Linked DNA regions of Homo sapiens: region 1 is linked to region 2. Evidence: chromatin loops called from intact Hi-C (ENCODE). Cell type or tissue: IMR-90. All regions are shown on one strand. Region 1 overlaps SEPTIN9 (septin 9). Region 2 holds the start of LACAT1 (lung adenocarcinoma-associated transcript 1).

Region 1 (5,000 bases), 72 kb after region 2:
CTTTTACAAATTAAGCAGTTTTATCTTGTTCCAAGAGCTTGTATTTCAGCAGGGAGAGAGTCTCCAAGAAGGGAACTTTCCACTGGGGAGCTCTGTTGGGCTGGGAGGCTAGGAACAGGCCACGAGGGAGGGCTGCAGGCAGGGGAAGTGGCCGTCTGTGCATGGTCATGAATGCAGGCCCGGGGTCCTGGAGGGGGCTTGGCCACGCTGTCGCTGGACGTCTGTCCCCACCAGGGTCCATCTGATGCAGTACGGCACAGGGTAAAGCCCAGCTCCTCTTACGGGGTTCCTGGGTCATCAGTGGGCGGGGAACCGAGGCCTCCTGGAGGGCGGTGCCTCAGCCCTCACCCCTCCCTCCTGTCCCTCGCTGTGCTGTCCCCGATGGCCTCTGCCATCCCCTGGGAGTTCTTACCCCTGGACGCTCGGTGCCTGTCCGGTCTCAACCTCTCCAGCTCTGCTTTTCCATCTCCGAGGTGAGAGGCCTGGCCTGACGCGCTCTGCACCCGCTTCCTGCCCAGCCCCGTGGGAACTCTGGTCCCTGTAGTGGTTTCCTGGGGCTGCCATCACCAAGTGCCACAAACTGGGTGGCTCAAAACACCAGACATTTCTTCTCTCGCCGTTCTGGAGGCCAGAAGTCCGAAATCACGGCATCAGCAGGCCTGGTTCTTTCCGGAGGCTCCGAGGGGGAGCCTGCTTCTCGCCTCTGGCAGCTTCTGGCGGCTCCCGAAACCCTTGGCGTTCCTTGGCTCGTGGCCACACCACTCGACCTCTGCCTCCGTTGTCACGGGGCCTCCTTCTGTGCCCTAAATCTCCCCCTGTCTGTCTCTCATACGGACAGTCTTTCTCGGATTTAGGGCCCACTGGGTAACCCAAAATGGTCCCATCTCAAGATCCTTAACTTCATAACGTCTGCAAAGACCCTTTTTCCAAATAGGCCATGTTCATAGGCTCTGGGGTGGATGTAAATTTTAGGGGCCACCTTTCATCCCCCTGTTGTCCCCGTGTGTCTGGATGCACAGCATGGTTCCATGTCCCAGACTCCTTGCTGGACCCCTCTGGCCCTTTGGGGTGGCCTTTGGCCTTTTCCACTCGTTTCTGTGCTCCTGGTGAGGTGTCGGGGTCGGGCTTAGCCCCTGCAGGAATTCTGGGGACAGCATGGAGCCGGCAACTCCCCACCAGGCGTCTTCCTACCTGCCCAGAGCTCATGGTTGTGAGGGGTCTCTCCTTGTGGTTTTGATTTGCAATTCCCCAGTGGTTAGTGATGTTGAGCATCTTTTCGTGTTTATTGCTCATTTGCACATATTCTTGCAGAAATGTCTGTCCAAGTCCTTTACCTGTGTTTGATTTGGATGATTGTTGTTGCTGAGTGTTAGGAGATCTGTAGATTAATATCCAGATACTAATCCCATATCTGACCTATGATTTGCTGCCATTCCATGGATTGCCTTCTCCCCACGTTGTTAGTGCCCTTTGATATGCAATTTTTTTTTTTTTTTTTGAGATGGAGTCTGACTCTGTTGCCCAGGCTGGAGTGCAGTGGCATGATCTTGGCTCACTGCAACCTCCGCCTCCCTGGTTCCAGCGATTTTCCTGCCTCAGCCTCCTGAGTAGTTGGGATTACAGGCACCCGCCACCACACCCAGCTAATTTTTGTATTTTTAGTAGAGACGGGGTTTCACTGTGTTGACTAAGTTGGTCTCGAACTCCTGACCTCAAGTAATCCACCCGTCTCGGCCTCCCAAAGTGCCGGAGTTACAGGCGTGAGTCACCGCACCCAGGCTGATATGCAAATATTTTAAACTTCTATGACGTTCCACTTTATCTATTTGTTCTTCTGTTGCCTGTGCTTTTGGCGCCATATCCAAGAAATCATTGCCAAATGCAACGTCAGGAAGCTTTTCCCCTGTGTTTTCTTCTAAGAGTTTTGTGGTTTTAGCTCTTGAGTTTAGGTCTTTGATGCAAGTTGAGTTGATTTTTGCATGTGGTGTAAGGGCTGGTCCAGCCTCATGCTCTGGGCTCTTGATTCACTTCTCTTCTTTTCTCACGCCCAGCTGGTTCCGCTGGGTGGCGGGGAGGAGTGGGGAAGTCCCGGGCTGGGCCTGCACTCGATCATCCCCTCTCAGGCCAGCCAGGGAGTCTCAGCTCCTGCCCAGGACCTGGCTGGACGTGCTCCCTACCGGGAAAGCCTGGGCCGTCTTTCTAGGCTGATGGCAGGGCCAGCCCGGGGCGTCCTGAGGCCTGCCCTGCGGACATGCCCCTTGTTCTAGGTGGTGTGGCTGCCCGGCCTGCGTGTGAGACCAGCTGTCTGTGCTTCAGGCCATGGAGGCTGAGTGTTTCCAGCCTGTCCCCTTGCTCGGCTCTCCCTCTGGGGAAGCCCCTGCAGCCCATTCTCTGCCTCCGCTTCTGCCATCTGTGCCTTTGTCTGCTTCCTGTTTGGAGGTGGTCATCCCTGGGGCCACCCCTCATGATCTGGACACAAGTCTCCATCCTGAAGCCACCACCCAAACCCCTGTGCCTCAAACCCCTCCCACCCACCACATGGGTTTCCACTGTGACCAACTCAGCAGCTGATGAAGCTTCCCTTGGGGCTCTCCTAGCAACGGGGAGCTGGCTTTCCCGGAGGCCTGGCCTCTCCCTAAGTGGAAGTGGGGCGTGAGGGTGTCAGCCTTTTTCTGCTGCCTGGTGCTCTAGGTTGGCTTGTCACCCCTGGAAGCACTTGCCATCCTTATACAGCACCCCACACCCACCTCCCCGCCTCCTACCCCTTCTTCCAAGGGGTCATCTCTGCTTCCCTCCCCACCCAACCTCACCCATGTGGTCCGCCCAGCAACCTTTGACCCCCAACATGACAAAATAAACCTCCCTTGCCGGTCACTCATTCATTCATTCAGCATTGGGTGCTCCCTGTGGACTTGGCGCTGGGGTCCCGTGGAGGACAAAGCCAGACACAGTCCTTGCCCTCATGGGACTGCACAAGTGCAAGACCACATCAGTAAACGTGAAACACAGGAAGTGACAGGTGTGACAAAGGGGACCAGTGGCAGGACAGAACCTGCGGTTCGTAGGACCAGGTCAGGAGGGCTGCCTCGGGGGGACACCTTCGGGCTGAGCGCAGAAGGATGAGGGGAGTAAACCAGGCTCAAACCCAGCAGGCAGAGGCGATCGCTGCAGGCAACCGGCAATGTGTTCAAAGGCCCTGGGGCGCGGGGGGCTGAGGCCGGCAGCACGGCAGGAAGTAAGACTGGGGTTGAAAGAGACTGACTGTCATGTTGTGAAATATACACTTGGTTTTCATCTCCATTTCCTGGCACACAACTCCTAAAATCCTTGGAATCTCCAAAGTGATGTCTTTTTGGATGCTCATGATTGACAGACCAGCTGGCAGCTTCAGGATGGTTCCCAGGGAAGACCAGGTAGAATCACAAGGTTCAGCACCACCCCGCAACCTCCAGGTAGGGGAGAGGGGCTGAAGGTTAAGCAGATCATCAGCGGCCAATGATTGAATCAATCATGCCTTCGTAATGAGGCCTCCGTGAACACTCAGAAGGATGGGGTTCCGGGAGCTTCTGGATGGATGAGCATGTGGAGGCTCCTGGAGGGTGGAGCGCCTGGGGAGCACATGGAAGCTCTGCGTCCCTCCCCCATACCTTGCCCTACACATCTCTTCCCCTGTATCCTTTGTAATATCCTTTATAATAAACTAGTAAATTCCATGAGCCCCAGGAACATGTGTAAAAGAAAAAAAAAAGAATAAACCATAGCTGCTGTAGCAAGTTAATCCTACCAGCACTGGCTCTCATCTGCCGACCTTACCTCTGGCAATGCCTCCCTCTCCTGGGCTCCTGGGACCCCTCCGGCCCCACCACCCCTCCTGTAGTGGTCTCGCTGGCTGCTGCCCTCAGGTTAGTTTATTTTTACCCGGCCTGCTCCCACCAGGGGCTGAGGCCTCCTTGCTCACTCCAGCTTCCTGGCCCGTCTCTTGCTCTGGGCACCCCCCCACTCCGAACGGCCAGAGCTTCTGAAGCCGCTCGCTGTGTGCCCCCGCCTGGCCCCATGCATCCCGCACGGTGCTCCCCAGGGTCTCCCACTGGCAAGGGCATTGGCATAGATTCTGGGGCTGCCTTGGTTCAAGCCCACCCTGACTTGGAGCCTGAGGGTCCCTGAGGGGGTCCTGAAGGCCAGGGCAGGCAAGGCTGGCATGCTCTGGGCAGTGGGGGCTGGGTATGGGAGGGGATCGTGGGTGGGGAGATTCCTCTTAACCAGCGGCCCACGTTTGGAGACTGATTTGGGCTCCAGGCTACGCCTTGAAATTGGGACAGAGAGTGGCGCAGATCTCAGCCCGGAGACTCCCTCTGCCTGTGGACGCCCTCATACCTCCATCCGTGGAGCCACCCTCCTCTTTTTTTTTCTAAATGGGGAAACTCTGACTTGAACACTGAATAAACAACACACCCTCGAAATCAGCGAAGAGGCACTGGCTCTGAAACTTTGCCATGAAAGCTTGAAAATGCTCTTTGGACCGATTTGCTGGAACAGACGGGTGTGATGGGGCTGCGGGGTTTCAGGTGGCAGGAGGCGTCCCCGTGCCTAGGGCATCCCGATGCTCAGAGTTTCCCCGTGCCCAGTGTGTCCCTGTATCCAGGGCATCCCCATGCCCAGGGTGTCCCCGTGCCTAGTGTGTCCCTGTATCCAGGGCATCCCCATGCCCAGGGTTTCCCCGTGCCCAGGGTGTCCCTGTATCCAGAGCATCCCCATGCCCAGGGTGTCCCCGTACCCAGGGTGTCCCCGTTCCCAGGGCGTCCTGTGCCCAGGGTGTCCCCGTGCCCAGTGTGTCCCTGTATCCAGGGCGTCCCCATGCCCAGGGTGTCCCCATGCCCAGGCACTGCCTCTCCCCACTTTCCTAATCTCCCTCCACCAACAGGTGTCAGCTGTGAAATGCCTGCTGTGTGTGTCCTTTGGTTGAGTTCATCTTGTGCTCTTAAGTTCCTGTTAGACACAGG
Region 2 (5,000 bases):
TTTCCAAGTGTTTAGAGATTTTCCTGTAGTCTTTCTGTTACTGATTTTTTTTTTTTTTTTTTGAAACAGAGTCTCACTCTGTCACCCAGGCTGAAGTGCAGTGGCACCATCACAGCTCAACCCCACCCCCCATCAGCAGTCTTGGCCCCACAATCCCTAGGCTCAAGCAATTCTCGTGCTTCAGCCTCCCAAGTAGTTGGGACTACAGGCATGTGCCACCACACCCGGCTATTTTTTGTAACTTTAGTAGAGTCGGGGTTTCACCATGTTGGCCAGGCTGGTCTCAAACTCCTGACCTCAAGTCATCCACATCACTTCTGGCCTCCGTAGTTTCAGATGAGATAATTTGAACTGGTGTCCCTATAGGTAATGTGTTGTTTCTCTGGCTGTTCTGAGGAGATTTTTTGTCTTTAGTTTTCAGAAGTTTAATGATGATATCTCAGTGTAGATTTCTTTGGCTTCTTCTGTTTGAAGTTCAGTTTCCTGAATCTGTAAGCTTATGTCTTTTACCAGATTTGGAAAGTTTTCAGCCATTATTTCTTCAAATACTCCTTCAGCCTCACTCTCTTCTCCTCCTTAGCCCCTATGATGTGAGTGTCAGATTTGTTTGTTATGGTCCCATTGGATGTGGACGTTCTGTTTATTTCTTATCCGTCTATTTTCTCCCTGTGGTTCAGACTGGGTACTTTGGATTGATCTGTCCCCAGATTCACTGATTCTGTCGTCTGTCATTTCCACTCTACAACTGAGCCCATCAGGGAGTTTTTAAAATTTCTGCAATGACATTTTTCAGTTCTGTAATTTCCATTTGGTTCTTTCTAAATACCCACTATTTCTTTGCTGAGAATTTCTATATTTTCATTTGTTTCAAGAGAATTTGCAATTGCTTGTTGAATTTTTTATTTTTATGTGTTTTTTTTGATGGTTGCTTTAAAATCCTGGTCACATGGCTGGGCGCAGTGGCTCATGCCTGTAATTCCAGCACTTTGGGAGGCCGAGGAGGGTGGATCACTTGAGGTCAGCAGTTCGAGGCCAGCCTGGCTAACATAGTGAAAGCCTGTCTTTATTAAAAATACAAAAATTAGCCGGGTATGATGGCACATGCCTGTAATCCCAGCTACTCAGGAGGCTGAGGCAGGAGAATCGCTTGAACTCAGGAAGCAGAGGTTGCAGTGAGCTGAGATCGCACCACTGCACTCCAGCCTGTGTGACAGAGTAAGACTGTCTCCAAAAAAAAAAAAAAAAGAGTAAAATCCTGGGCACGTAACTCCAACGTCTGATTCATCTCAGGGTTCAGTTGACGGTCTTCCCACTCACATTGTGATTTTCGTAGTTCTTGGTGGGATGAGTGAATTTCACCATATCCTGGACATTGTGGCTATTAGGTGAGGAGACTTCAGGTCCTGTTTGCATTTTTTACTTTGGTAGCAGCGGCCCTGCTTAGGTTTAGCACCCAGGTCTTGGGCTACTTTTGGGGGCTGTGGTTCCAATGAAAATCTGATTTGCAGAGCCTCTGCCGTGCTATAGAGGTCAGCTCGGCTTGTGTGGTGCTGCTTAAGGAGGCAGAAGGAGCTTTCCCAGGCTGGACATTCATTGCCTCCAGGTGGGAGAAGGGAGTCTCCCGCTCACAGGGACAGACAGGCCTTCTGCTTGTGGTGGGCTTTCTCCCTGCCATCAACGTCTCCCCCTCTCTCTGCTGTGCCATGATTTTGGGTGGGGGAGTGGAATTTCAGGTCCAGTGAGGAGGAAAGGGTTAACCCTGGCCAATAATTAGCAGGAGGGTGCTGGGCCAACCCCTTTGGTGGTTCTGCCTGGCTTGCTTGGTGGGTTTTTTGTTGTTCATTTTTTTTTTTTTTTTTTTGAGTTTGTCGCCCAGCCTGGAGTGCAATGGCGCAACCTTGGCTCATTGCAACCTCTGCCTCCCAGGTTCAAGCGATTCTCCTGCCTCAGCCTCCTGAGTAGCTGGGACCACAGGCACCCACCACCACGCCCGGCTAATTTTTGTATTTTTAGTAGAGGCGGGGTTTCACCATGTTGGCCAGGCTGGTCTCAAACTCCTGACTTCGGGTGATCCACCCGCCTCAGCCTCCCAAAGTGCTGGGATCACAGGTGTGAGCCACTGTGCCCAGCTTTTTTTTTTTTTTTTTTTACAGGTCTTACTCTGTTGCCCACGCTGGAGTACAGTGGTGCGATCATAACTCACTGCAGCCTTGATCTCCTGGGCTCAAGTGATCCTCCCACCTCAGCCTCCTGAGTAGCTGGGACTGTACGCAGCTGCCACTATGCCCGGCTAATTTTTAAGTTTTCTTTGTAGAGACAGGGTCTGCTGGGTTACCCAGGCTGGTATCAAATCCCTGGTCTCAAGAGATCCTCCTGTCTTGAAGCGCTGGGATTACAGCTGTGAGCAATCGGGCCCAGCCTTGCCTAGTGTGTTGGGGCGACTTGCCTTTAATCTAGGAGAGAAAGGAGCCTACTTGGCTGCCTTCTGTTGCTAGGTCGGGAGTTGGGAAATGCACGCCTGGGCGGGTCCTGTATTGGGTGGGGGTGAGGGGTGTCATAATGCCCTGTTGATAAATATTCCTGACCCAGCCTTGGGGTCCTTTACCAGCTCTCCTGCTCCTTCCACCTCAGGGCCCTCTTAGGGTTGCCTCTTACATTCTTTCCAGGGCTTAGCAGACAGGAACAGGGAGGGTCGGGTTTAGGCCATCTTACCCAGACCGGAAGTCTCTAAGTGTTTGATTGAGTGTTTGTTTGAAGAAAGTGATGAACCCAGGACCTCGAGCCAGGAAGATTTTTCCCGGTGAAAAGCAGAGGGATTGACTCACGCTCGGTTCTGAGTTCCAGGCCTGACTCCAGGGCTCACCAGCTTCTTCCACAACCCGCACAACTTGAACGCTTGGTAGCATCTCCACGCAGCAGTGGGCACCCTGGCTTCTGGAGGAGCCCAGGCTGCATTTACCCCTCCATGGTGCATCTCATAGGATCAACTGGACCCGCGAAAGGCACTGGCTGCGGAAAAGCAGCCAACTGCTCCCCAGCGAAGGGGATGGCCGGAAGCGAGGAGAGGGAGAAGCCCCAGCAGAGACCCCAGGAGGAAAAGACCCCACAACGGGGCCACTGGGAACCCATGATGTTGGTTACCAATGTGATTGGAGGTTCGGAACGACGGACGTGTGGCCCTGAAGTGGGAAACAGAAAAGCTGAAGGGCGAGACCTGGGAGGGAGCCCCCCACCCCCGCGGACTCCAGAGACCCAACCTTCCTTCCCTGCGCTCCGGCCGGACGTTCTCCCTGCCCCTGTGGCCGAGCCTGGTAAGTTCGCAGCAAACAGGAGTTTGGGGCTTTACAAGCCTCCAGAGGGGTCCATGGGCATTTGGGTAGATTGTTATACTGCCCCTGGCAGGAGGGCAAGGCCCTTCATGGGAGCCATAAGCTGGAGACCTAACAGAGCTCGCAGCTCGGCCACAGGGCTCTGTTCCAGGGGCATTGGCCACTGGCTTCCAGTACCTGTTCAGCCTCCCAGCTCCTTGTTGCCTGGAATCTCCACCACTGATCAGCGTGTAAACACCTATGTGGGGGACACGGGGGCAGGGGGGTCCAGGAAGGCAACTTTTGGGGGATAGGGTGGGAAGAAAGAGGGACCTCAGAGGCCAGTTCTTCCCCATCCTACTCTATTTCCTCCTGTAACCATGGGAAATGTCTTTCTGTGCCCGATCCTGTATGGGGTGCGGATGGGGCACACAGATGAATCAGACCCGGCCCCCTCTTTGTGCCAATTCATAAGCACTTCATCCACGGCTCAGCCCTGTGAAAGAGCTCCTCGGGCCCAGGAATGCAATACAGTGAGAACACTTTCCGGTCTTGCCTCCAGGTGACGATTCAGCACACAGGAAGGTGGCCCTGCCCAGGGCCAAGCTCTCTCTCAGTTGGCACCTGGCCAGGTGAGGGGGCTGCTCCCTGTCACAGAATAGGAAGCTGAGGCCCGTGGGGCCTCATAGGCACACAGCATGGGGCGGCAGACTGGGCCTCCTGACCGTCAGCGCTGTGAGGCCGATCTTCTTGCCCACTGCGGAGGCTCAGCCCCTCCCCTGCCCTCCAGGCCTGTCCTGCAACCACTCCACCTCTGCTGCTGGGGCCTGTGTGTGTCCCCCAGCTCCTCCTGCTGGGGCCTGTCTGTGGCTCCTGGAAGGTGTGACCCGGGTCACCTGTGGGCAGAGGCCTCACTCACACCCCCGGCCTCTCATGTTGCCATCCAGCTCTGTCCTGCTCTCCCTCCCCCAGTGGGGGTTTAAGCTCCTCGTGGGCTGCCTCCCCGACCCCGGCGCCCTCTGTCTCCACGGAAGCCTGTCATTTCCGAGGCCTGAGTCACCACTGGCTGGTTGCAGCCGGGTCAGCGTGCCACCCGGCACGAGGCACAGACATGAGCTACTGGGTCCTGCACCCTGTGGTTAGGAGCTCAGAGGCCTCTTTCTAGGGGACGTTGCCAGTGAATAAGTCTTTCAGGGCAGAGGCAGGGTGGAGAAGAACCACTCCTCTATTCCCTTACCCTCCCACACCAGGAATCGCTGGGCTCCCTGTGACCAGGGACTTTCCCAGATGCCTGGGATTTTGGATGAAGCTGGAAAGCAGAGAATGCCCATGTGCCTACTCAGTGCAGACAGGGTGCCCGACGTGCCTACTCAGTGCAGACACGGTGCCCGACGTGCCTACTCAGTGCAGACACGGTGCCCGACGTGCCTACTCAGTGCAGACAGGGTGCCCGACGTGCCTGCTCAGTGCAGACAGGGTGCCCGACGTGCCTGCTCAGTGCAGACAGGGTGCCCGACGTGCCTGCTCAGTGCAGACAGGGTGCCCGACGTGCCTGCTCAGTGCAGACAGGGTGCCCGACGTGTCTGCTCAGTGCAGACAGGGTGCCTGACGTGTCAATGTTGGACATCTCAAAAGGTGGCATACGGTCCCAGCAGAGAGCTGCAGTGGGGTTACGGGCACAGACCGGGAAGC

The links. A loop is a pair of places that touch in the nucleus more often than their neighbours do. Peaks named below come from ENCODE experiments on the same cell type or tissue, not always from the same donor. Only the 100,000 strongest peaks of a DNase experiment are listed, where the experiment ranks them.
Region 1: a loop joins it to region 2, with 9 times the contacts of the local background. A loop is called at or near these places in 4 of 110 quality-filtered maps.

What each region holds. Positions count from the first base shown.
Region 1 is chr17:77,323,339-77,328,338 of GRCh38, forward strand. All of the region lies in intron 2 of SEPTIN9 (septin 9), which reads left to right. Among named protein-coding and RNA genes, the nearest start is that of SEPTIN9-DT, 44 kb to the left of the region's middle. RefSeq lists a silencer at 246-419 and enhancers at 1,706-1,975, 2,086-2,395, 2,587-3,505. In IMR-90, no CTCF peak of the experiment used is centred here; a DNase peak (open chromatin) is centred at 1,913; H3K4me3 peaks cover 253 bases; H3K27ac peaks cover 2,496 bases.
Region 2 is chr17:77,251,211-77,256,210 of GRCh38, forward strand. LACAT1 (lung adenocarcinoma-associated transcript 1) reads left to right here and starts at 2,604. Exons shown (of 3, transcript NR_188630.1): 1 at 2,604-3,311. RefSeq lists an enhancer at 2,916-4,115. In IMR-90, a CTCF peak has its summit at 2,377; DNase peaks (open chromatin) are centred at 1,291, 2,761 and 4,441; H3K27ac peaks cover 2,506 bases.